Linked DNA regions of Homo sapiens: region 2 is linked to region 1. A link is a loop called in an ENCODE intact Hi-C map of the cell type or tissue named here. Cell type or tissue: CD4-positive, alpha-beta T cell. All regions are shown on one strand. Links, peaks and the distances in the headings refer to the core of each region. The heading gives the core; the rest is flanking DNA. Region 1 has its middle 39 kb from the start of SLC16A2. Region 2 overlaps LOC107985664 (a long non-coding RNA gene).

Region 1 (12,166 bases), core at 1,390-9,389:
TTTTTCTTTTTTCTTTTTTTTTTTTTTTTTCTTGAGACGGAGTCTCACTCTGTGGCCTAGACTGAAGGGCAGTGGCATAATCTCAGCTCACTGCAACCTCCACCTCCCAGGATCAAACGATTCTCATGCCTCGGCTCCTGAGTAGCTGGGATTACAGGTGTGTGCCACCATGCCTGGCTAATTTTTTTGTACTTTTAGTAGAGATGGGGTTTCTCTATGTTGGCCGAGCTGCTCTCAAACTCCTGGCCTCAAGTGATCTGCCTGCCTTTGCCTCCCAAAGTGCTGGGATTACAGGTGTGGGCCACCGCACCCAGCCTCTTCTTCATTTTTAAAGTATAGTTTTGCTGGATATAGAATTCTTGTTTGATTTTTTTTCTTTCAGCACTTTAAATATGTTATCTAATTGCCTTCTGACTCTGTGATCTCTGATGAAAAATTGGCTGTCAATATTATGGAAAATCCCTTTTATGTTTTGACTCACTTTGTTTTGTTTGTGTGTTTTCAAGATTGTCTCTTTGCCTTTGGCTTTTGGCAGTTTTATTAAAATGTGTGTCTCTGTGGATTTTTTTGAGTTTATCCTTCTTGAACTTCTTGAGCTTCTTGGATGTGTAGACTCATGTCTTTCCTCAAATTTTGGAAGTTCATGGTCATTATTTCTTCAGATATTTTCTCTACCCCTTTCTTGCTCTCTTCTTTTCCTGGGGCCCTCTTCTTGGGCTATATATATTAGTAACCTTAATGGTATCTGACATGTCCCTTAGGCTCTGTTTATCTTTCTTCATTCTTTTTTTCCTACTCTCCAGACTAGATAATCTCAATTGACCTAACAAGTTAATTGATTTTTCTGCCTGTTGAAATCTGATGTTGAACATCTCCAGTGAATTTTTCATTACAGTTATTGTATTTTTTTTTTTTTTGAGACAGAGTCTTGCTCTGTCGCCCAGGCTAGAGTGCAGTGGTACAATCACAGCTCACTGCAACCTCCGCCTCCCAAGTTCAAGTGATTTTCGTGTCTCCGCCTCCCAAGTAGCTGGGATCACAGGCGTGTGACACCACACCCAGCTAATTTTTGTATTTTTAGTAGAGATGGGGTTTTGCCATGTTGGCCAGGCTGGTCTCGAACTCTTGGCCTCAAGCAATCCACCTGCCTCGGCCTCCCAAAGTGCTGGAATTACAGGCATGAGGCACCTTGCTCAGCCTGTATTTTTTTTTTTTTTTGAGACAGGGTCTCACCTTATTACCCAGGCTGGAGTGCAGTGACATGATCATGGCTCACTGCAGCCTCGACCTACCAGGTTCAGGTGATTTTCCCACCTCAGCCTCTTGGGCAACTGGGACTACAAGTGTGTACCACCATGCCTGGCTAATTTTTTTGTAATTTTTATAGAGACAGGATTTTGCCATGTTGCCCAGGCTGGTCTCAAACTCCTGGGCTCAAGCAATCTGTCTGCCTCAGCCTACCAAAGTGCTGGAATTACAGGCATGAGCCACCATGCCTGGCCAATTTGTATTTTTTAGATTCACAATTTCTATTTGGTTTCTTTTTATAATTTCTCTCTCTCTTTATCAACGGTCTCTATCTGTTGAGAAATCATTCTCCTGATTTATTTCAGTTCTTTGTCTGTGGTTTCCTTGATCTCTTTGAGCATATTAAGAATGTGGGTCTAAAATCTTTGTCTATTTAAAAATAAAAAACCATAAAATCATATGGCTATAGTCATTCCCACACTTATATTTCAAACATAGTACGGCCACTTACATGTAAAATAATATATTATAATCAAATTGCATCAGTCACATACATGTATATCCCATAAACGTCAGCTACACTAGGGCACAAGCTGATGACTAAAGAAAGAAAATATCATTACAAAGTGGCATTTGCTTAGGGAGACTGAGGCCATAAAATTGGGAGTGTGCTAGAGTTTCTACCATGACATTATGCATGACCAAGAGGAAAAGCTACCTTGCATTTTGTGAGGCATTGGTGAGGCTCTCTGTCTTCAAGGTCCAGTGGAACATACCAGTTTCAGCATTGGGTGTGTAGATTTCCAGCACTATTAGTATTATAGAAGTTGAACTGTGTAATAGGTTGGATTTAGGTAAATTTTCTATTTTATTTGTTTTATAAGCTTAAAATATGTCAAAGTTTACACAGTCCTATAAAATTTTGTATATACATCCAACAGAAGGAAGAAATGTTACTCTTTTAGATTTTACCTTCAGGGTTTTTAAAAATGTAAATGAAATTATTATGGTTAAAGTGCAAAAAAAATAAAGTCTTTGTCTAGGAAGTCCAATGTGTATGCTTCTTCATGGATATTTTCTATTAATTTCTCTTTTGTTTCTTTGCATGCTTCATCATTTTTTTTTTTTGAAAACAGGACATTTTGGGTATTATAAAATGACAACTCTGGAAACCAGATTCTTATCCCTCCCCAAGGTTTGTCTCTGTTGGCTATTGTGGGCTGTCATTGTATGCTTCTTTAGTGACTTTCCCCAACTACTTTAGTATTTTTTGTTGTATGTGACCACTGAGTTCTTTGTTCTATTAGCCTACTGTTTGGTTGGTGTTTTCAGAGTTCCCTTAAATGACTAGAGCTAAGAAATGAAAAAAAAAGAAAAAAAGAAAAACAATCCTATTCAACACATGGTTCTGGGATAATTGGCAAGCCACATGTAGAAGAATGAAACTGGATCCTCATCTCTCACCTTATACAAAAATCAACTCAAGGTGGATCGAAGACTTAAATCTAAGACCTAAAACCATAAAAATTCTAGAAGATAACATCGGAAAAACTCTTCTAGACATCGGCTTAGGCAAAGAATTCATGACCAAGAACCCAATAGCAAATGCAACAAAAACAAAGTTTAAATAAATGGGATCTAATTAAACTAAAAAGCTTCTGCACAGCAAAAGAAATTATCAGTAGAGTAAACAGACAACCCATAGGGTAGGAGAAAATATTCACAAACTATGTATCTGATGAAAGATTAACATCCAGAATCTACAAGGAACTCAAACAAATCAGCAAGAAAAAAACAAATAACCCCATCAAAAAGTGGGCAAAGGGCATGAATAGACAATTCTCAACAGAAGATATGCAAATGGCCAACAAACATATGAAAAATGCTCAACATCACTATCAGAGAAATGCAAATTATAACCACAATGTGATATCACCTTACTCCTGCAAGAATGGTCATAATTTAAAAATAAAATAAATAGATGTTGGTGTGGATGTAGTGAAAAGGGAACACTTTTGCAATGCTGGTGGGAATGTAAACTAGTACAACCACTATGAAAAACAGTGCAGAGATTCCTTAAAGAGCTAAAAGCAGAACTACCATTTGATCCATCAATCCCATTGCTGGGTATCTATCCAGAGGAAAAGAAGTCATTATATGGAAAAGACACTTGCACACATATCTTTATAGCAGCACAATCTGCAGTTGCAAAAATATGGAACCAACCTAAACGCCCATCAACTAACGAGTTGATAAAGAAAATGTTGTATATATACACCATAGAATACTACTCAGCTATAAAAAGAAATGAAATAATGGCATTTGCAGCAACGTGGATGGAGTTGCAGACCATTATTTTAAGTGAAGTAACTCAGGAATGGAAAACCAAATGTTGTATGTTCTCACTAAACTATGAGGATGCAAAGGCATAAGAATGCTATAACGGACTTTGGGGACTAGGGGAATGGTGGAAGTGGGGTGAGGGATAAAAGACTACACACATTGTACACAGTGTATACTGCTTGTGTGATGGGTGCACAAAAATCTCAGAAATCACCACTAAAGAACTTCTGCATGTAACCAAAAACTACCCATTGCCCCAAAACTATTGAAATAAAAATTTTAAAAAATAAAAACAAGAAAGGAAAGAGTACTATCCCAGTCTCCACATATTGGCCCTAACTCTGCCTCAGCTTTCCCTTCCTGCATATGTGGAGCCTGAAGGCCTGCCTGAGGTGAAAGCTTAGGTTCTTCTCCAGTCTTTTCAAGCATGTGTCCTCCCCTGGGAATGATTGTGGCTTTATTGATTCCCTGGTGTACATAGGAGCTTTTAAAAATTCTTTTTCCCATACACATCTTCAGTCCCAATCTCTTCTTTCCCAGGCTTCTAGGTGTGTCTATCATTTGTCTCAAGTGTTATCCCTAACCCCAGGCTGCTGCAGCCAATACCTGTGCCTTTAAATACTTTCAGTAACAGCCTCCTTGGAAGCCACTGGAGCCCTGCAAACACTCTGAGTCAGGTGAAACATAGGAAAACCTTCCTGCCAGTTTTTGAGGGAGCCTCCAGGCTGGTGGAGGCCCATACCACAATTCTTTGAGAGTAAGGTTCATATTGCTCCCTCTGGAACTAGCAACTTGCACCAAGAGTGCCATCTACTGTCCTCACAGCCACTGCTGATCTAGGGCATGGGGGATGATAAGTGGGTGATTTAAAATGCCACAACAGTCTCTTACCACAAAGCAACATCTTTCTTCACCAAGTATTCCCCTTGTTGTAAGTTTTTGACTAGATTCCAGCGTCCTTCAAAAGCTGATTCTGACAGTTTTTCTAGCGCATTAGTTTCTTTTTAGGAGGAATGTAGATCTGGAGTTTCCTACTTTATTATTTTTGGTGCCTGATATACCTTAATCTTGAAAACACCTTGCTAGCCAAAGCAAAGAGTTATGAGTGCTACATGAAGCCTGAAATGGCTTCGGAATTTCCAAATAGACAGTTTTTAAGGGTGGCAGGGGGTACTGGTTGGAAGAAGGGACTAGGGAACGGTTTTTCAAGATGTGTTTGCAAAAGCATATTACCTAAATTTGAGAAAACACCAACTGTCAATATCATGGATATGTGAGTACTAATGTAAATTATGAGAGGAGGTGTTAAAACCTTCCCAGGCTCCCTTGGTGCTGTTGAACTAGCAAGTGGTTATTTGTTTGGAAAGCTGCTTCTGAGACTACAGGTCAGGATGGGAAAATGAACCTGATGAGCCACCAATAGCCCCTTCTTGAGAGGACTTGGGAGTTAAGCAAACTGATCTGAATTTGGGGTTATGCTCAGGATTTACTGAGCCTTTTTCTATCATTCTGCTTTTGGGTTGAAGAAGGAATACAGCCTGGTCAGGTATAATGGCCAGAACTATAAAGGGTTTTTAGGTTCATCCTCCTTTCCCCCGACCCACAAACTCACAGTCTCTGAGGATGGTTGAGAAAAACCATGCTCTGGAACTGGTTGCCCTAAATGGATACCAATCTAGACCCAAAGGAACACTCTATCCACAGCCCTTTATGCCTTTGGCCACTAGGGGGCACCTGGACTCTGGAGACTATTACCCCTACCCACACCCTTAAGACTAACTTTGAATGGCAGCTTCCTAATTTCTCCCCATAACTTTGCCTGGAGCCTGTAGTGGACTGCAGTAAAGTGGGCAGCTTTCCAAATCACTTGACTTAGAGTCATCAAGTTACCCCTCAGGCCAGAAGAACACCCAAGACGTGCTGTGGTGATTTAGAGTCTTAGAATGTCAGCACTGGAGGGACCTTCAGGATTTCCTGGGCCAAAGTTTTGGGATTTCTTTTGTTTCAGGGGATGTGTGTGTGTGTGTGTGTGTGTGTGTGTGTGTGTGTGTGTGTGTGAGAGAGAGAGAGAGAGAGAGAGAGAGAGAGACAGGGTCTCGCTGTGTCACCCAGGCTGGAGTGCAGTGGCACGATCTCGGCTCACTGCAGCCTTGACCTCCTGGGCTCATGCGATCCTCCCGTCTTGGCATCCCACAGTGCTGGGATTATAGGCATGAGCCACCATGCCTGCTGCAAATATTTTTTTAGCCACAAATTTCTTTCTTCAAATTAAAAGTGTGTGGTGGCCCTGCGCTTATAATCCTAGCTATTTGCTAGGCTGAGGCAGGAGGATCGCTTGAACCTGGGAAGCAGAGTTTGCAGTGAGCCGAGATCGCACCACTGCACTCCAGCTTGGGTGACAAAGTGAGACTCCGTCTCAAAAAAAGAAAAAAAAAAGTGCAACTCATGGCATTGGGAGGCCCTGGGCTCAACCCTGCTCTGAAGGGATGTTTCAGAATTCTAGAGCAGTGTTGCCTAACTTTCAGTTCTGCCCAGAGCTCCCATATGATTTTTATATCTGTATCTACCAGCCAGCTTGTTGTAGGGGCCAAGGGAAAACTTCCCCTTTGCCCTCTGAAGGCTCGCAGAAAAATCAACTCAAAAAAGGTAGGTAATAGGAGGAAAGACATATGATTTACTAGCGTGTACACAGGGAGCATCACAGAGTGATTGCCCAACTCCCCCACTGGGGTGCAGAAGCTTATATACCATCTTGAGGTTACAGAAAGAATGGGGCCCAGAGAATGGCCAAAAGAGGTAATGGTGGTAAATCAGTTTATAATGCCAAGACAGGTTATCGGAGGGAGAGAAGAGGAGGCCTGTCTAGCAAAAGTGTCTCATTGTGTAGATGAAACCTCACAGGTAGCAACCTTCAGAGAGAACAGATGGTAAATGTTTCTTTCGGTTCTTTAAGGTGTCAGACTCTCAGTCTTTCCTAGATTTGGACAAGGGAAGGCCTGGCTGCATCAATGCAGATTCTCTACAAGTGCAAATCTCCCCCACAAAGGACAGCTTTGCGGGGCTACTTCTGTTTGCTGGCCCCCTGACAGCCATCTCAAAATGTGTCAAAGAAATATGTTTTGGGGTAAAATATTTTTAGTTCCTTCAGTGTTCATATTTAATATGTTTCTTTAAATTGACTCACTTTTTTCTTAAATAAATTCAGCCTCATCCTATGTAACATCACAGACTTAATGTTTTAGGTATATTTTTTTCTAATTCATATTAAAAATATATCCACAGCTATTGTAATTTAAAATTTGCTTCTGGCAACACCTAACGTTGTCTCATGTCCTTGTGTCACACTTTGAGAAATGATACTCTATGGTACCAAAGAGCACAGTTGGAAAAGTACTCAACAGAGTTCACTTTATTTTGAGGTGAAGACACCAAGAGACCCACAAAGAGTGAGGGACTCACTCAAGGTCACTCAGTCAATCACAGTGGCAGTGCTGGGACTTAAATCCAAGTATACTGACTCCTAGCTCTTTAATCCTTTCACTGTATTAAATTCTAAGGGCCTTAGGAAGCTCCTTCACCACCCAGACTACAAGTGGAAGGAAGGAAAGAAGAAAGGAAGGGAGGGGAGGGAGAAAAGAACTATTTGCTTAGTGAATTGGAGCTGGTACAGAAGCTGTAGCTTAGGAGGGCCAAGGTAAGATGTGGGGTAGAATGATTTCCCATGTCTCTTTGGGCCGAAGTACTTATAAGGCCCCATCTTACAAAGCCTGGGCTCATTTGCATGAATTTATTAGAGCACCCATCATGTGCCTGGGCACACAGAAAGGAGCTCACAAGCCAGTGGGTAAAACAGCTCAGCAAATAGCTGATTAGTTTGTAGTGGAGGAGGGAAGGACAGTAGGCATAAGCCCTGCCCTACACAAGTTCAGCAGCCCTAGTCCAAAGGCTCGATTTTCTCTTCTCTCAAGTATGGGGACTGATAGGTGTTAAATACCCTTCAGAGTCTGGGGTTGGCAACCCACTGCCAGCCAGAGGTCGTGGCCATGAAGTCCTTTGCTTTATTTTTTTTACCACTGACAATTGTCACCAATGCCCCCATCCTGGTCCATTATCTCATATGCAAACTCAGAACCCACCCTCCAAAGGGGAATGGACAAATTGAATATGGCCAGAAACTTAACCCCAACAGTACTGAGCTTTGGACTGTAGTTCCTCCCGACTTCCTCTTCTTCCCAGACTTGTTTATGAAGCACTTCAAATAGAAAGTGTTGGAAATAGGTCTGTAACCACTTAGTGTTGTCTGATTCTTTTTTTTTTTTTTTTTTTGATATAGGATCTCGCTCTGTTGCCCAAGCTGGAGTGCAGTGGTGCGATCTCAGCTCATTGCAACCTCCGCCTCCTGGGTTCAAGCGATTCTCTTGCCTCTGCCTCCCGAATAGCTGGGATTACAGGTGCACCCCACCAGGCCCAGCTAATTTTTGTGTTTTTAGTAGAGACGGGGTTTCACCATGTTGGCCAGGCAGGTCTCAAACTCCTGACCCCAAGTGATCTGCCCGCCTCGGCTTCCCAAAGTGCTGGGATTACGGGTGTGAGCCACCATGCCCGGACAGTGTTGTCTGATTGTGGTAGCTCTATTTGACTTCCCCTAGTTGGGTGAGAAACAGGAGACCCATTCCCACCCCCTTCACACATGTGGTGCTTCCCCAGATATCCGGACACATGAATTTTGTTGCTGGTTGGTTGCTTCTAATAGGGCCCTGAGGGCTATTTTTACCACCACCTCTGCCCCACACCCACGAAACAAAAACCCAGCAACCCCCAAAGTTAAATCTTCTAATGCAAAGAGGGCTGGAAATATTGTTTCTTTCCCAAGTACCCGCTAAATTTGACCCCTCCCAGCCTGGGAAGTGTTCTCCCAGAGGGAGTTTTACTGATTGAGATAACAGGTTTGTTTTTGCCTCCATGACAAAACAGGTACTCATGAGGCATTGAGCAGGGGAAGAGGCAGACAAGCCACATCCAGCACAAGATTAATCTTCAACTGTCTCTACCTCTCCCTTTAACATCCTTCTACCGGTTTGTAGTTTTCTCCCTCGTTCCTTCCCACTCTGTCCCCATCCACAGAGCCCTCCAGTACCCCCTACCCTAAATGATCTGAAAAATTCATTTGTGGTAGAAAAAGTTCAGGATGGAGATAAGAAAACCTGGGTTCAAGTATTAGCTTTTCCACCTACTAGTCAAGTAATGTGGAACAAAATAATCTCAACTCTCTGAGCCTCAATTTCCCCTCTGCAAATAGGCATGGTGATCCCTGACCTGCTCACCTCGGAAAATTGCTATACAGATCAAAAGGATACTGGATATGAAGTTGTTTTGTGAAGAACCAATCAGAATGCACATGTGAAAGATTGAGTGAGTCACCCATATTGGAAGAGTGGTATTTTGAAAGAGAATAACTTAAGGAAGAAGCCATTAATGCAGCATTTTAAACACAGGGTAAGAATGAGATAGATGGCAGAGGCTTGGGCCACTTTGTCAACTTTCTTATTCACTTGATAAACCAATTATTAAACATCTACTATGTGTTAGGCACTCTTATAGATACTGGGGATAAAAATCCCTGCCCTCATGGAGCTGACATTCTAAGAGCATGGCAAGGGCCTAAGAAAAACAGTCCCTGTCCCTCCAGCCTAGGAAACAATCTAATGTCCAGTTCAGAGCCTCAGGGCTATAGAAGAGCTTTCAGTGATTTGATTTATTCCTTTCTGCACAAAATCTGTTTTAGCATTAATTTGACAATATGTACCATTTGCTGAGGCCTTTTGCAAATCCAAAATAATGTATGGCATGTATTCAACAACAAGCATTTCATTCAACAATTTTTTTTTTTTTTTGAGACGGAGTTTTGCTCTTGTTGCCCAGGCTGGAGTGCAATGGTGCAATCTTGGCTCACTGCAACCTCCGCCTCCCAGGTTCAAGCGATTCTCCTGCCTCAGCCTCCCTAGTAGCTAGGGATTACAGGCATGTGCCACCACACCCAGCTAATTTTGTATTTTTAGTAGAGACGGGGTTTCTCCATGTTGGTCAGGCTGGTCTCAAACTCCTGACCTCAGGGGATCCACCCGCCTCAGCCTCCCGAAGTGCTGGGATTACAGGCATGAGCCACCACACCCGGCCTTCATTCAACAAATGTTTATTGAGTACCTACTATGTGCTTATCACTCTGTAATTGTGGGGATAATGAATGGAAAAGGTATACAGAATTAAACAAGTTCGAGTTTCAGCCCTTAAAGAGCTCCTGTACTAGAAAGAAATAATTACAAAGAGATTGGCCCCATGACACAAAGCGGGGGTTGCTCTAACAAATATTTTAACCCAGTAATGGGTGAAAACAGATGCCTAGTAAGTGAAATAGTATAATTAGTGAAAAGTGCTTATGTGACCTCTGAGGAGACACTTTTTTTTTTTTTTTTTTTGAGACGGAGTCTTGCTCTGTCGCCCAGGCTGGAGTGCAGTGGCGCAATCTCGGCTCACTGCAAGCTCCGCCTCCCAGGTTCAAGCCATTCTCCTGCCTCAGCCTCCCCAGTAGCTGGGACTACATGCGCCTGCCACCACGCCTGGCTAATTTTTTGTATTTTTAGTAGAGACGGGGTTTCACCATGTTAGCCAGGATGGTCTCGATCCCCTGACCTCATGATCTGCCTGCCTTGGCCTCCCAAAGTGCTAGGATTAAAGGCATGAGCCATCGCGCCCGGGGAGGTCAAATTATTCTTGTTCACACTATGCAATTAGTGTTATGTTGTCATCAGTTTAAAATAATGGGTTACAAGGTATTATTGGCAAGCTTCATGGTAACCTCAAATCAAAAAACATACTACAGATACATTAAAAATAAAAAGCAAAAAATTAAATCAGACCACCTGAGAAAATCACCTTCACTAAAAGGAATACAGGAAGGAAGTAAAGAAGGAAGAGAAGACTGCAAAACCACCAGAAAACAAATAGCAAAAGTCCTTATTTATCAATAATAACATCAAATGTAAATGAACTAAAATCTCCAATCAAAACACATAGAGTGGCTGAATGGATGAAAAAATAAGACCTAATGATCTGTTGCCTACAACAAACATACTTCACCTATAAAGACACACATAGTCTGAAAATGAAGGGATAGAAAAAGATATACCATAGTTCACATTAAAATGTAAACCAAAAAAGAGCAGGAGTAGCTATATTTATATCAGACACAATAGATTTCAAGACAAAAACTTTATGAAGAGACAAACAACGTCACTATAAGTGGTCAACTCAGCAAGAGAATATAACAATTTTAAATATATATACACCTATGCACCCAATACTGCAGCACCCAGATATATAAAGCAGATATTATTAGAGCTAAAGAGAGAGATAAGTCCCAATACAATAATAGTTGGAGACTTCAGCACCCCCCTTTCAGCATTGGACAGATCTCCCAGACAGAAAATCAACAAGGAAATATTGGATTTAATCTGTACTATAGACCAAAGGGACCTAATAGATATTTACAGGACATTCCATCCAATGGCTGCAGAATACACATTCTTCTCCTCACCACATGGATCATTCTCAAGGATAGACTGTATGTTAGGCCATGAAACAGTCTTAAAATATTTTTAAAAAATTGAAATTATAGCTATTTTCTGTGGTGCCTCAGAGGTGTTCAGCTGCTTCAAGATGAAGCTGAACATCTCCTTCCCAGCCACTTGCTGCCAGAAACTCATTGAAGTGGATGATGAACGTAAACTTCATACTTTTTATGAGAAGTGTATGGCTACAGAAGTTGCTGCTTATGCTCTGGGTGAAGAATGAAAGGGTTATGTGGTCCAAATCAGTGGTGGAAACGACTAACAAGGTTCCCCCATGAAGCAGGGTGTCTTTACCCGTGGTCGTGTCCACCTGCTACTGAGTGAGGGGCATTCCTGTTACAGACCAAGGATAACTGGAGAGAGAAAGAGAAAATCATTTCATGGATGCCAGTCTGAGCGTTCTCATCTTGGTTATTGTAAAAAAAAAAAAAAAAAAAAAAAAGGAGAGAAGGATATTGGATATTCCTGGACTGACTGATACTATGGTGCCTCGTCGCCTGGGGCCCAAAAGAGCTAGCAGAATCCACAAATTTCTCAATCTCTCTAAAGATGATGTTTGCCAAGTATGTTGTAAGAAAGCCCTTAAACAAAGAATGTAAGAAACCTAGGACCAAAGCACCCAAGATTCAGCATCTTGTTAATCCATGTGTCCTGCAACACAAACAGTGGCGTATTGCTCTGAAGAAGCAGGGTACTAAGAAAAATAAGGAAGAGACTGCAGAATATGCTAAACTTTTGGCCAAGAGAATGAAGGAGGCTAAAGAGAAGCGCCAAGAACAAATTGCAAAGAGACACAGACTTTCTTCTCTGCGACCTTCTACTTCTAAGCCTGAATCCAGTCAGAAATAAAATTTTTTGAGTAACAAGTAAATAAGATCAGACTCAAAAAAATGAAATTATATCAAATATCTTCTCTGACCACAATGAAATAAAAATCAATAGCAAGA
Region 2 (12,166 bases), core at 2,760-10,759, 1.2 Mb before region 1:
ATAGCTAAGAGATCTCTGGGAGGAACTTTCAGGGAAGAGTGAAGAGCAAATGAAAGACTTGGGGACAGAGGCTTTCTTATGCATAAGTGGTTATGCTCACAGGGGAGCATAGCAAGAGGCCCTAGTGCTGTGACCTGAAGCAGCACTATGGTTGAGAAGGCTCATTCATATAGACATTACTGTACCAGGCAAGGCTACTGCATTCTTTGTCCCTAATCCAGGCAGGGGACAGTCTATATTAACTCTATCTCTAAAATAAGAGTCTGTTTCCCTGATGACTGATTCACAGTCTTCATTCAACCCCCTACACTGCTGTCCCAGTGATATTTTTCAATCACAAATCAACATCATTCAGCATTGTACCACAAACATACTTACAAAATTTTAATCCCATTAACCACAGAATATACTCAAATCTCTGATGAACATTTGACTTTTTCCAGAAAATAGAACAGCATTATCCTACTTGCTAGCTCCCAACATATCCCTCACACATTCTATTATTTGGCTATTGGCTCTTCTCAGAAAGATCCTGTACCTGGAAAAAACTTCTTCCCATATTTCACATGAGTTCTTCAGTCCATGCTGAAATCCTTTCCCCTGGATGAGGCATTCAGAGATACCATGAAGTTGAACTTTACATTATTCCAGACTTTTTTTCTTTTTTTATGAGCAGGTAAAACTTTTAGTCTTTATAAGTAACAGTAAATGAATAATATTACTCAGGAATACTCCCTTGGAAGGAGTTCAAAAACATAACATCTTACAATTTTAATTTAGAGCTTATATTATAAACATTATCAGGTCTTGGCTGGGCCTATAAAAACATTTGAATGAATGGTTTTACAAGGTGAATTTTTTTTAAAAAATTGTAAGAGTGACCATAATAAAAGTAAGAAATTTCACTTACCTTTTTTCATCTTAAATACTTGTCATTTATTCTTCCTGTCTAACTGTAACTTTGTATCCTTTGACCCATATCTCCTATTTACCCTATCCCCACCCTCTGAGAACCACCATTCAACTCTCTGCTTCTATGAGTTCAATTATTTTAGATTGCACATATAAGTGAGAACATGCAGTATTTGTCTTTCTTTGCCCAGCTTATTTCACTTAGCATAATGTCCTCCAGGTTCATCTATGTTGTTGCAAATGGCAGAATTTCATTCTTTTTTAAGGCTAAATATCAAAAATCATTTTTTCTGAAGCACTGATCTGACTCTTACTTCATTCCTAGGCCCAAACCTATTTGCTTCCTCTAAAGTACCTACAAGATCAGCCTGGAATCCCCTGAGCTTAGCGTATTAGGACCAACAGGTTCTAGCTCCCATCCACTTTTCAAAAGCAATACCTTTCCTAAAACACTTCATGATCCATCCATTGTGGACTATTTGTTGTGTCCCTAAAATAAGCCCTATACATTCTGAGATTAGCTCCTTCAACCTGATTTGTCCCCCATTATTATATCATTCAAAGCTGTGCTCACATCTTATCACTGACATGAGAAATTTGTGACTTCCCTAAGCTGAAATTTTTATCACTCCCTTTTCTGTCACTGAAGGCAATATCTCTCATAAGGTTCTCATCATTAGCATTATTATATGACAGTCGGCTATATGTATATGGATTTTAAGACACCACACAGCAGGGACTGCATTATTTTCTCAACTGGGCACCCTACAGACACATACAAATACTACAAGGTACAAACTGGAAATTCAAAGCACATCTACTTTTACTTTACAGAGAGAAAACTGGAAATCAGAGATGTTAAAGAATTTGTTCAAGGACACACAATCGTTTAGTGGTAGAAAGCAGACCAGGATCCAGGCCACCAGGCTTCCAGGCCAGCAGTCTTTCCTTTTTGTGTGTGCACTGTTCATTATACTAGAGACATGGGACTCAAACAATATGAGTGCAAAGACAGTGAGAAAGGAAAAAACGACCTTTCGACTCATCTGTTTCCTTGGGACCTCGGTCTCACATGCAAATAAGGGGAGACAAGGAGAAGGCACACCCCTCCCACTGCCTCTGGCAGGCAATTCAGCGCCTTTCTTTTAATCCATTATTGTAGCCTTTGTGAATCAATTTCCAGGCCACCAGTCCCCCCTCCCCCCAACTCATCCAGTCTTTCCCTGGTTTTCTCAATGATTTTTCCATACAGGAAACAAACATAAGGACAAATTTTAAAGGAAATTCCCATGTACTAAAGGATATACTAAATTTATCTTTGATAAATGTTCAAAACTTTTCAGGAAATAGAACATCACCACTGGTACTCCACTAACACATCCAAAATTCTAACATTTCTGACATCTGGCTCATGGCTCTTCTTTAACCAGAGTCTGTGCTAGAAAGACCTCACCCCAGTCTTTCAGTATAAGCTCAAATCTTATACATTTCATGCAATTAATATCTCTTGTATCAATTAAACTTCCCACTAACTTGGTTCCCCACTATCTATTTGCCTTAAATCTGTAGAAAATAATTCCCAGGCTTTACATACCATTTCCTTCACTCTTGACAAGCATTACAAAATCCATATATTTTCTGTAACTTGCAGAATTTTTGTGTTTCTATGACCTTTGCATCAGCCAAATCACACTGCCAAGAACACAATCTCTCACCTCTGCTTGCCCGTGCAATGACTATTCATGCTTTAGGTTTCAGACTGGATGTTACTTCCTTCCAGAAGCTGACATGGAAACACAAGTCCAGATGAGGTGGCCCTCTTATGAGTTTCCAGTAAACCCAGTGCAAACATTCCATTTTTATGGTACATCAGACCATATTGTGTTGTACTTTCCAAATTCCTGTGGTGTCAAGATTTTTAGTATCTAGCATAGTGGTTGGATGGAGTAGGTTGGCTCTTATACAGTAAATGAATAAATGCAAAAAACAATAAATGCGAGGGATATAGGTATGCCTGTAGACCACAATATACCTCCACACGCTCTTCACTTCTATCTCTTCCAATTATTGGCAGATTCACCCAGATCAAACCCTTCCCATACCCATGACCTCACATTTCATCTGCATAAGGTCCATAATACATGAGACTATCTTCTCCACCTTGTTTTTACAGTGCATTGTCTGAGACTTCTCTGTCAGCAGCATGGCATCTCTTTATTGTCCATATTCCACATAACTTACAACATACAATATTCAAGGACCTGGGGGCATGACATAAGGATGGGTGTGGGGGAGAGGGTGCTGATCTAGGAAACAGTGGCGGACCACTGAGGCTTGAACACTAATAAGGCAGCAAGCCTCAGCAGAACTTCTAGATCATGTATTATCCTTGGGACCTTGTTTTATGAACTCTAGCTTACCTCAATAGTGTGTTGTGGTTTCAGTATAGAAGTTTGAAGAAGGTGGAGAAATTTGAAAACAGTTCTTATGGGAAATGGATAAGAGAACTCATCAGAAAAATGGAGAAGGATGAATAGGCTAGGCTGGAGGCCTTACCTTTCCCACAGTGGGGAAAATAACAAAAGATAAAAAGAGATGTCCAGTGAGTTTTCCCAGGTCACACACACCTTAGTGGTCTGATCAGGAGTAGAATCAGGAGTAGAACCATGATGCTGTAACTGGAGTCTTGGTTCATTTCATGTTGCTTCTTCACAGGAAAAAGTACCCAGTTGACTGTGGGCCAATGTGTGGGTTATGAAGGTGAAAGGACTACATAATTAAAGTCTTATTAGAGAATATGGATAACTTGTTGAAAAAGACCAGTAAGACAAGAATGTTTTGAGTTTAAAAGATCCCCAACTTGTCTTTACTTACTTTCTTATGTACATTTGGAAAACCAAAAGCCACCAACCGTAGCTTAATATATGTGGACTAGGATATTTAGAGTGAAAAAATAGTAATAACACATCTTGACTATTTCCACCTAACTCTACTAGCTAGGCCTTAATGTATACACCAATCATACCTGTGGTGCAAAACAGGAGAAGAAAAATACCTCCTCGGATTATGAATTGCAGCACAGCAATTGACCAAGTCTCTGCATGTTTACAAGTAAAGGAAAATGCACAAAGGTCCCTTTTGTTTGATGGTGTTTCTGATTATCATAAAGAAGGATCAATGAAACCATCAGAAAAACATCAGCTTTTGGACGCGTTACAGAGTTCTCATGCTTCATAGTCCCTGGATTCTAGCTCGAATTCTAATCAATGGTGGTATGAGGAGGCCAAATTCGAACCATAAGATACCAGTACAAGATGCCTGAAATGCCAGGCAAAGTACTGTGTTGGAGAAATGTACAAGGAAAAGCAGGTACCTGCCTTGGAAGAGCAATCATCCTAGTCTGAGAAACCAATCATTTATGGATAAATACAGAAAACAATAAAACGGGGGAAAACCCAGATTGACTTTGGTTCAGTGGACTCAACTGTGGGAAAGTCCTCCTTTCTTTAGTCTTATTTTACAAGAATTTGTAGATATTTTAAATATTTGCATATAAAGGAAATTTGAATGTGAAAAATAAGGAAATTTGAAAAATACCCAATTCCAGAATGAAACACATGATGAAGTGACCTTTGTTTGAAATATTCAGTGGTGTCTTGATGCCAGCATACTCCTCTAATGAATCTGAAGTCCACTTCTGATTGAGTATGGTAAGCACCTTCTTTGCTCACATGGTCTTTGGCTTTCTCAATTTGAAGACCCACCCCACCTTATTGTGAACCGCAGAGACAGTATGGCCTAACTATAGAAATCCTGGCCAGAAGTCCTAAAGGAGGTTTTTGGAATATGCCTCAAGGTGTAGCAGGAGAGAGAGTGGCCCTTGAAAACAAATCTTGGGGCAAAAGCAAGGTGGGTTTCTTCCCACTTTCACCTCTTCTGCTCACCTTCATCACCTCCACTCCAGTTTCTACTACTCTAGGAAACATATTACACTGGTCAGTCACTGAGGCTGAATACTAGCCATCATACCCACCCCACTTTTATCCAGTTCTACACTTTTGACCTCTGGAAGGCCACACCACTCAATCAACTCTTTACTCACATGTCCCATATCCTGGTGTGAGCCCTGATTGTATCTCACCTGAACTGCTAGGAGAGCCTCCCAAATGACATGCACATCAGCAGTCTCTCTCCCCTTAGTTCATCAGAAAGGTTTTATCATTCCCAGAGTAATCTGTCTAGTGTGCAATGTAAACTCTATTTCATTCCATTGTCCCAACTTTCATTCACTTGTAACACATATATCATGTATATACATATATACTATACATGTATAGTATATATATACTATACATGTATAGTATATATATACATATATAGTATATATACATATATATACATATATACTATACATGTATAGTATATATACACATATATACATATGTATATATAGTGTCTACTATGAGCCAGGCACTCTTCTGAGCATTTGAGAGAACAAATACTTGTTTAACTTCTCCTCCAACATGAACCTTCAGGCTCAACCCTAGGGAAAATTTCTGCAGAGAAAACCCCTCGATTAAACAGACAGGGACATCAAGAGAGGGAGAGGGAGTGGGTCTGAACCCTGCTTGCTTTCTAGCCCAGAAGACATCTCAATAGCTTATGTTTCACCTACAACTGACTCTTGAAGCTCTAGCATCCATCTTCAATAGTATCTACAAAAAGTGTATCAAAAGTTTACCTAGTCACCTACCATTTCTCTGTACAGAAACATTACTAACTACCATACACTGTTCTAAGACATTTATATATGTTAACTCATTTAATCATAACAAATTACCATTTTATCCCCATGGTATGGATGATTCTAAATCATATAAATATCATAGCTGCTAAGTAGTGATGCTTGGATTCAAACCCAGGAAGTCTAGCTCCAAAGCTTGCTTCCCCAGTGATCCAAGAATCAAACTCAAGCCTCTAACATGAAGTTATCTTCCCTTATATTCAAATTATGCTCACTTCTCACCTCATCCTAAAGTCTCCACAGATGTCATGGGTTAGAATTAACTCCTCTCTCACTGAATGAGCTCTTTTCTTCATCTTCTCCCTTTTCCTTACTCTCCTTTATTGTGAACTCATGATATCTCTGTATCCTCCCACAGAAACACTGGGAACTAGAAAAGATGTGTTCATGGATTTCAAAGTATTTCAAATGGATTTCAGGTATCTCAGAGCTCATCTGGCTCTACCCCCTTAATAAAGGTGAGAAACCAGACATCAGACATATTAAGCAATATTCCCCATGCCAGTAAGATACTTAATGATAAACTTCAACTCCTTTCTAGAAGGAGCTTTTCACAACTCCTGTTCTAGAATTCTTTCTAGTCTACATGCTGGTTCTGGATTACCCCCCAATGAATACAACAATGTACCTACAGTCAACAATACTGTATCGTACACTTAAAAATGTATGACAAGTATAGATCACATGTAAAAATAACATAAAATTAATAAAGTAAAAAAATGTCCATTAGTGATGGGGTTACCAGATTGAGAGGACTTAGATTCAGGAAAGATGGAGAAGAAAGAAGGAAATAGTGAAAACAGGAAAAAATAAAAAAGGAAGTGGGGAGGGCAATCCCACTTGCTACTCACCTGTGTCCTAGAACTGTTACCTCTTAGGAAATTTTCAGGCAGGGTCAGAAGCCATCAGTCGTTTGAGTAACAAGATGATAAAATCTGTGCATGAACACATTCAATCTGCAAGAAATATATTGACAAAATTGTAACTAGTCATTATTTACTTTAATTGTTCCATGCCAAAATAATTAGAGATTGAAAGCAGAACAAAAGTCACAGTAGACCTACCCCATTATACTCTTTTCATTTACACTTTCAATTTAATTCCCATGATGTGTAGCTCATGGCTGCCTGCCATTCCTGGCTTCTTGAGGCTAGTGCCAAAAGATAGGCCAGTCTCCCTTGAAAGTGTATAAGGGAGGACCGCGCACTGAATTGACACACTCAGTGTGTGTTTAAGGTTGAGACTAAAGACTTTTGGTTGAGAATTATGGCTATCCCCTGGAAAAGTAAGGGCAGCCCTGAGGACTAAGACATCCAGGCTTCTACATGATAGGGGTGGTGCTTTGCACAACTGGGACTGGATCTTGACTTGGCATCTTCTTGTGCTTTCACATCCTAACAAGGCTTCAACTGGAAGGCAACTATCCTGGCCTTGAAGGATAGGCAAAGGATGACAAAGAGGGGCAGTTCATAAATTCAGTAGTTCCTGCCATAGACCACCTATGAAAAGTAACCCTCAAAACTCATTAAGGTGTTATTCTTAGTCCATGGCATTGTAGATATGGCAAAGCTGAAGGCAGTTTCTTGAAAGAAGATACTATTTTTATACCTGACATTTATATGAATTAGCCTCACAAGGCAAAAAAAAGACACCAGGTCCACCCTCCACAGCCTCTCCTAATAAGCAGACTTTACCAGTGTATTTCTGGTGAGAGTGTACCTGGTCATCTATATCAATTTTGACAAAGAAGAAAAACTGTCTCAGCAATGTGATCTTTGCAATTGGTCTTTTTTAAGCCCTCATCAAGAAATCTTGTCTAGCAGATTGTGATACTGTCATATAGACACTAGGGGCACTGTTGCCTAAGAAATACAGATACTGGCAGACCAGCCCTAGGGAAAATTTCTGCAAAGAAAACTCTTTCTGCAGAAAGAAATGTAGTGGTCATTTCAAACAGAAATTACAGAAATGGGAGGGTATTTCTTCTATCTTTTTGTACTATGTTCCTCTCTCTGTCCTCTCATTTTCTCAGAATTAGAAATCCTCCTTTCTCGACATACACATGCATACACATACAAACACACACAAACACACACACACACACACTTCAGTCAAATCCTGGAAAACCTATCTTCACTGGCACATCTAAATGCTAATCCCTTTTATCTACTTGCTCTCAGTGCTCGCTAGTTCTTTTTTACCCTGTTTTGATCTCTCTGGCCCCTGAATCTAGATTTCTTCTTCTCAGTGCTTCCAAATGTCTCTATCTAAAACTCAAATTTAATCTCTTAGCATTTCCCTGCATAGAAACCTCGAATAATACAGGATGCTCCATCTCATACATCAAGGGCTGGCAAAATATTTCTGCAAAGGGCCAAATAGTAGTTATCTTAGCCTCTGTGGGCCATATGGTCTCTACTGCAACAATTCAATTCTGCAGTCATCACACAAAAGCAGCCACAGACAATACATAAGTGAATGGATGGCTGTATTCCAATAAATTTTTATTTACAAAAACTGGTAATAGGCTAGCTTTGACCAGCTGCCTGTAGTTTCCTTGACTTAGTATTATCAAGCATAGCCTCCCTTCAGCGAAACTTGCTCCCTATTCCTGGTTTTTGATATTTCTCTAGCATGAAGACAAGACATCCTCATTCCACATACCCATGAACTAATTCATATAGAAAGCCTGCTCTGTTTATCCCAGCAGTCCATCAGCCCCACTCACTTTCTGACTCTGAAATATGCAAGCATAGAGTTCCATAGTAGGATAAACTAGTAGGAATACTCACCAAGCACCACATAAAATACTTACAATAGAGGCAGAGATATGAGGACTACTAAGAGATTTCCTACCAAGTCACTGTGAGGGCAGTGTTAATGAGACAGGAGTATTTAATCATAGGCAAAATAACAATAATAGTAGGTAACACAGAAAGAAGAAATGATTGAAGGGAAGTAGTAAAGGCAGAGAAAGCTACTAGGAGATTTTCTGTTTCTACTCACCTTCGTTCAAGGATCTTTGGCCTCTTATGAGGTAGCAAAGCATAATATTGAAGAGCCTTGGCCACGGAGTCAGGCTACCTAAGTTCTCAATATTGGCTCAATCACTTACTTTCTATATGAATTGTAGGCAAGTCTGTGTCTTAATTACTACATCTCCAAACAGGGAATGATAATGGTATAACCTCTGAGAGTTTTTAACATGATTAAACAAACGGTGCACAGAAAGCAGTTAAAGCAGGGCCTCAGCCAAGATGGCCAAATAGGAACAGCTACCAACATGAGAAACACAAAAAACAAATGATTTCTGCATTTCCAACTGAGGTACCAGGATCATCTCACTGCGGATTGTCAGAAAGTGGGTGTAGGACAATGGGTGTAGCACAGTGAGTGTGAGCCGAAGCAGGGAGAGGCATCGCTTCACCTGGGAAGTGCAAGGGGTCAGGGAATTCTCTTTCCTAGCCAAGGAAAGGGGTGACAGACGGCACCTGGAAAATCGGGTCACTTCCACCCAAATACTGCGCTTTTCTCACAGTCTTACCAAATGGCACATCAGGAGATTATATCCCGTGCCTGGCTCGGAGGGTCCCACGCCCACGGAGCCTCACTCATTGCTGGCACAGCAGTCTGAGATCAAACTGCAAGGCCGCAGCGAGGCTGGGGGAGGGGCGCCCGCCATTGCCAAGGCTTGAGTAGGTAAACAAAGTGGCCAGGAAGATCGAACTGGGTGGAGCCCACCCCAGGTCAAGGAGGCCTGCCTGCCTCTGTAGACTCCACCTCTGGGGGCAGGGCATAGCCAAACAAAAGGCAGCACAAGCCTCTGCAGACTTAAATGTCCCTGTCTGACAGCTTTGAAGACAGTAATCGTTCTCCCAGCATGCAGCTGGAGATCTGAGAACGGACAGACTGCCTCCTCAAGTGGGTCCCTGACCCCCGAGTAGCCTAACTGGGAGCCACCAACCAGTAGGGGCAGACTGACACCTCACAAGGCCAGGTACTCCTCTGAGACAAAACATCCAGATGAAGAATCAGGCAGCAACCTTTGCGGTTCACCAATATGAGCTGTTCTGCAGGCTCCGCTGAGGATATCCAGGCAAACAGGGTCTGAAATGGACTTCCGGCAAACTCCAACAAACCTGCAGCTGAGGGTCCTCACTGTTAGAAGAAAAACTAACAAACAGAAAGGACATCCCCACCAAAACCCCATCTGTACGTCACCATCATCAAAGACCAAAGGTAAATAAAACCACAACGATGGGGAAAAAACAGAGGAAAAAAAATGAAAATTCTAAAAATCAGAGTGCCTCTCCTCCTCCAAAGGAATGCAGCTCCGAACCAGCAATGAACACAGGTGGATGGAGAATGACTTTGACGAGTTGAGAGAAGAAGGCTTCAGACGATCAAACTACTCTGAGCTAAAGAAGGAAGTTGAATCCATGACAAAGAAGTTAAAAACCTTGAAAAAAGATTAGACAAATGTCTAACTAGAATAACCAATGCAGAGAAGCCCTTAAAGGACCTGATGGAGCTGAAAACCATGGCACGAGAACTACGTGATGAATGCACAAGCCTCAGTAACCGATGTGATCAACTGGAAGAAAGGGTATCAGTGAAGGAAGATCAAATGAATGAAATGAAGCGAGAAGAGAAGTTTAGAGAAAAAAGAATAAAAAGAAATGAACAAAGCCTCCAAGAAATATGGGACTATGTGAAAAGACCAAATCTACGTCTGACTGGTGTACCTGAAAGTGACGGTGAGAATGGAAACAAGTTGGAAAACACTCTGCAGGATATTATCCAGGAGAACTTCCCCAATCTAGCAAGGCAGGCCAACATTCAGATTCAGGAAATACAGAGAATGTCACAAAGATACTCCTCGAGAAGAGCAACTCCAAGACACATAATGGTCAGATTCACCAAAGTTGAAATGAGGAAAAAATGTTAAGGGCAGCCAGAGAGAAAGGTCGGGTTACCCACAAAGGGAAGCCCATCAGACTAACAGCTGATCTCTCAGCAGAAACTCTACAAGCCAGAAGACAGTGGGGGCCAACATTCAACATTCTTAAAGAAAAGAATTTTCAACCCAGAATTTCATATCCAGCCAAATTAAGCTTAATAAGTGAAGGAGAAATAAAATCCTTTACAGACAAGCAAATGCTGAGAGATTTTGTCACCACCAGGCCTCCCCTACAAGAGCTCCTGAGGGAAGCACTAAACATGGAAAGGAACAACTGGTACCAGCCACTGCAAAAGCATGCCAAATTGTAAAGACAGTCGAGGCTAGGAAGAAACTGCATCAACTAACGACAAAACAACCAGCTATCATCATAATAACAGGATCAAATTCACACATAGCAATATTAACTTAAATGTAAATTGCCTAAATGCTCCAATTAAAAGACACAGACTGGCAAATTGGATAAAGAGTCAAGACCCATCAGTGTGCTGTATTCAGGAAACCCATCTCATGTGCAGAGACACACATAGGCTCAAAATAAAGGGATGGAGGAAGATCTACCAAGCAAATGAAAACAAAAAAATGCAGGGGTTGCAATCCTAGTCTCTGATAAAACAGACTTTAAACCAACAAAGATCAAAAGAGACAAAGAAGGCCATTACATAATGGTAAAGGGATCAATTCAACAAGAAGAGCTAACTATCCTAAATATATATGCACCCAATAAAGGCGCACCCAGATTCATAAGGCAAGTCCTTAGAGACCTACAAAGAGACTTAGACTCTCACACAATAATAATGGGAGACTTTAACACCACACTATCAACATTAGACAGATCAATGAGACACAAAGTCAACAAGGATATCCAGGAATTGAACTCAGCTCTGCACCAAAAAGACCTAATAGACACCTACAGAACTCTCCACCCCAAATCAACAGAATATACATTGTTCTCAGCACCACACCACACCTATTCCAAAACTGACCACATAGTTGGAAGTAAAGCACTCCTCAGCAAATGTAAAAGAACAGAAATTATAACAAACGGTCTCACATACCACAGTGCAATCAAACTAGAACTCAAGATTAAGAAACTCACTCAAAACTGCTCAACTATATGGAAACTGAACAACCTGCTCCTGAATGACTACTGGGTACATAACAAAATGAAGGCAGAAATAAATAAGTTCTTTGAAACCAACGAGAACAAAGACATAACATACCAGAATCTCTGGGACACATTTAAACCAGTGTGTAGAGGGAAATTTATAGCACTAAATGCCCACAAGAGAAAGCAGGAAAGATCTAAAATTGACACCCTAACATCACAATTAAAAGAATGAGAGAAGCAAGAGCAAACACATTCAAAAGCTAGCAGAAGGCAAGAAATAACTAAGATCAGAGCAGAACTGAAGGAAATAGAGAGACAAAAAACCCTTCAAAGATCAATGAATCCAGGAGCTGCTTTTTTCAAATGATCAACAAAATTG

Evidence for each region. Peaks named below come from ENCODE experiments on the same cell type or tissue, not always from the same donor. Only the 100,000 strongest peaks of a DNase experiment are listed, where the experiment ranks them.
Region 2: it touches region 1 in a loop (7-fold over the local background); 10 of 110 quality-filtered maps call a loop at or near these places.

The regions. Positions count from the first base shown.
Region 1 is chrX:74,376,027-74,388,192 of GRCh38, reverse strand. It overlaps the pseudogene RPS6P26. Among named protein-coding and RNA genes, the nearest start is that of SLC16A2, 39 kb to the left of the region's middle. RefSeq lists an enhancer at 5,702-6,202. In CD4-positive, alpha-beta T cell, for the core only: CTCF peaks have their summits at 5,126 and 5,326 (motif pointing right); a DNase peak (open chromatin) is centred at 5,322.
Region 2 is chrX:75,599,424-75,611,589 of GRCh38, reverse strand. LOC107985664 (a long non-coding RNA gene) reads right to left here. Exons shown (of 5, transcript XR_007068273.1): 2 at 6,568-6,672. Among named protein-coding and RNA genes, the nearest start is that of ZDHHC15, 82 kb to the right of the region's middle. In CD4-positive, alpha-beta T cell, for the core only: CTCF peaks have their summits at 7,333 and 7,561; no DNase peak of the experiment used is centred there.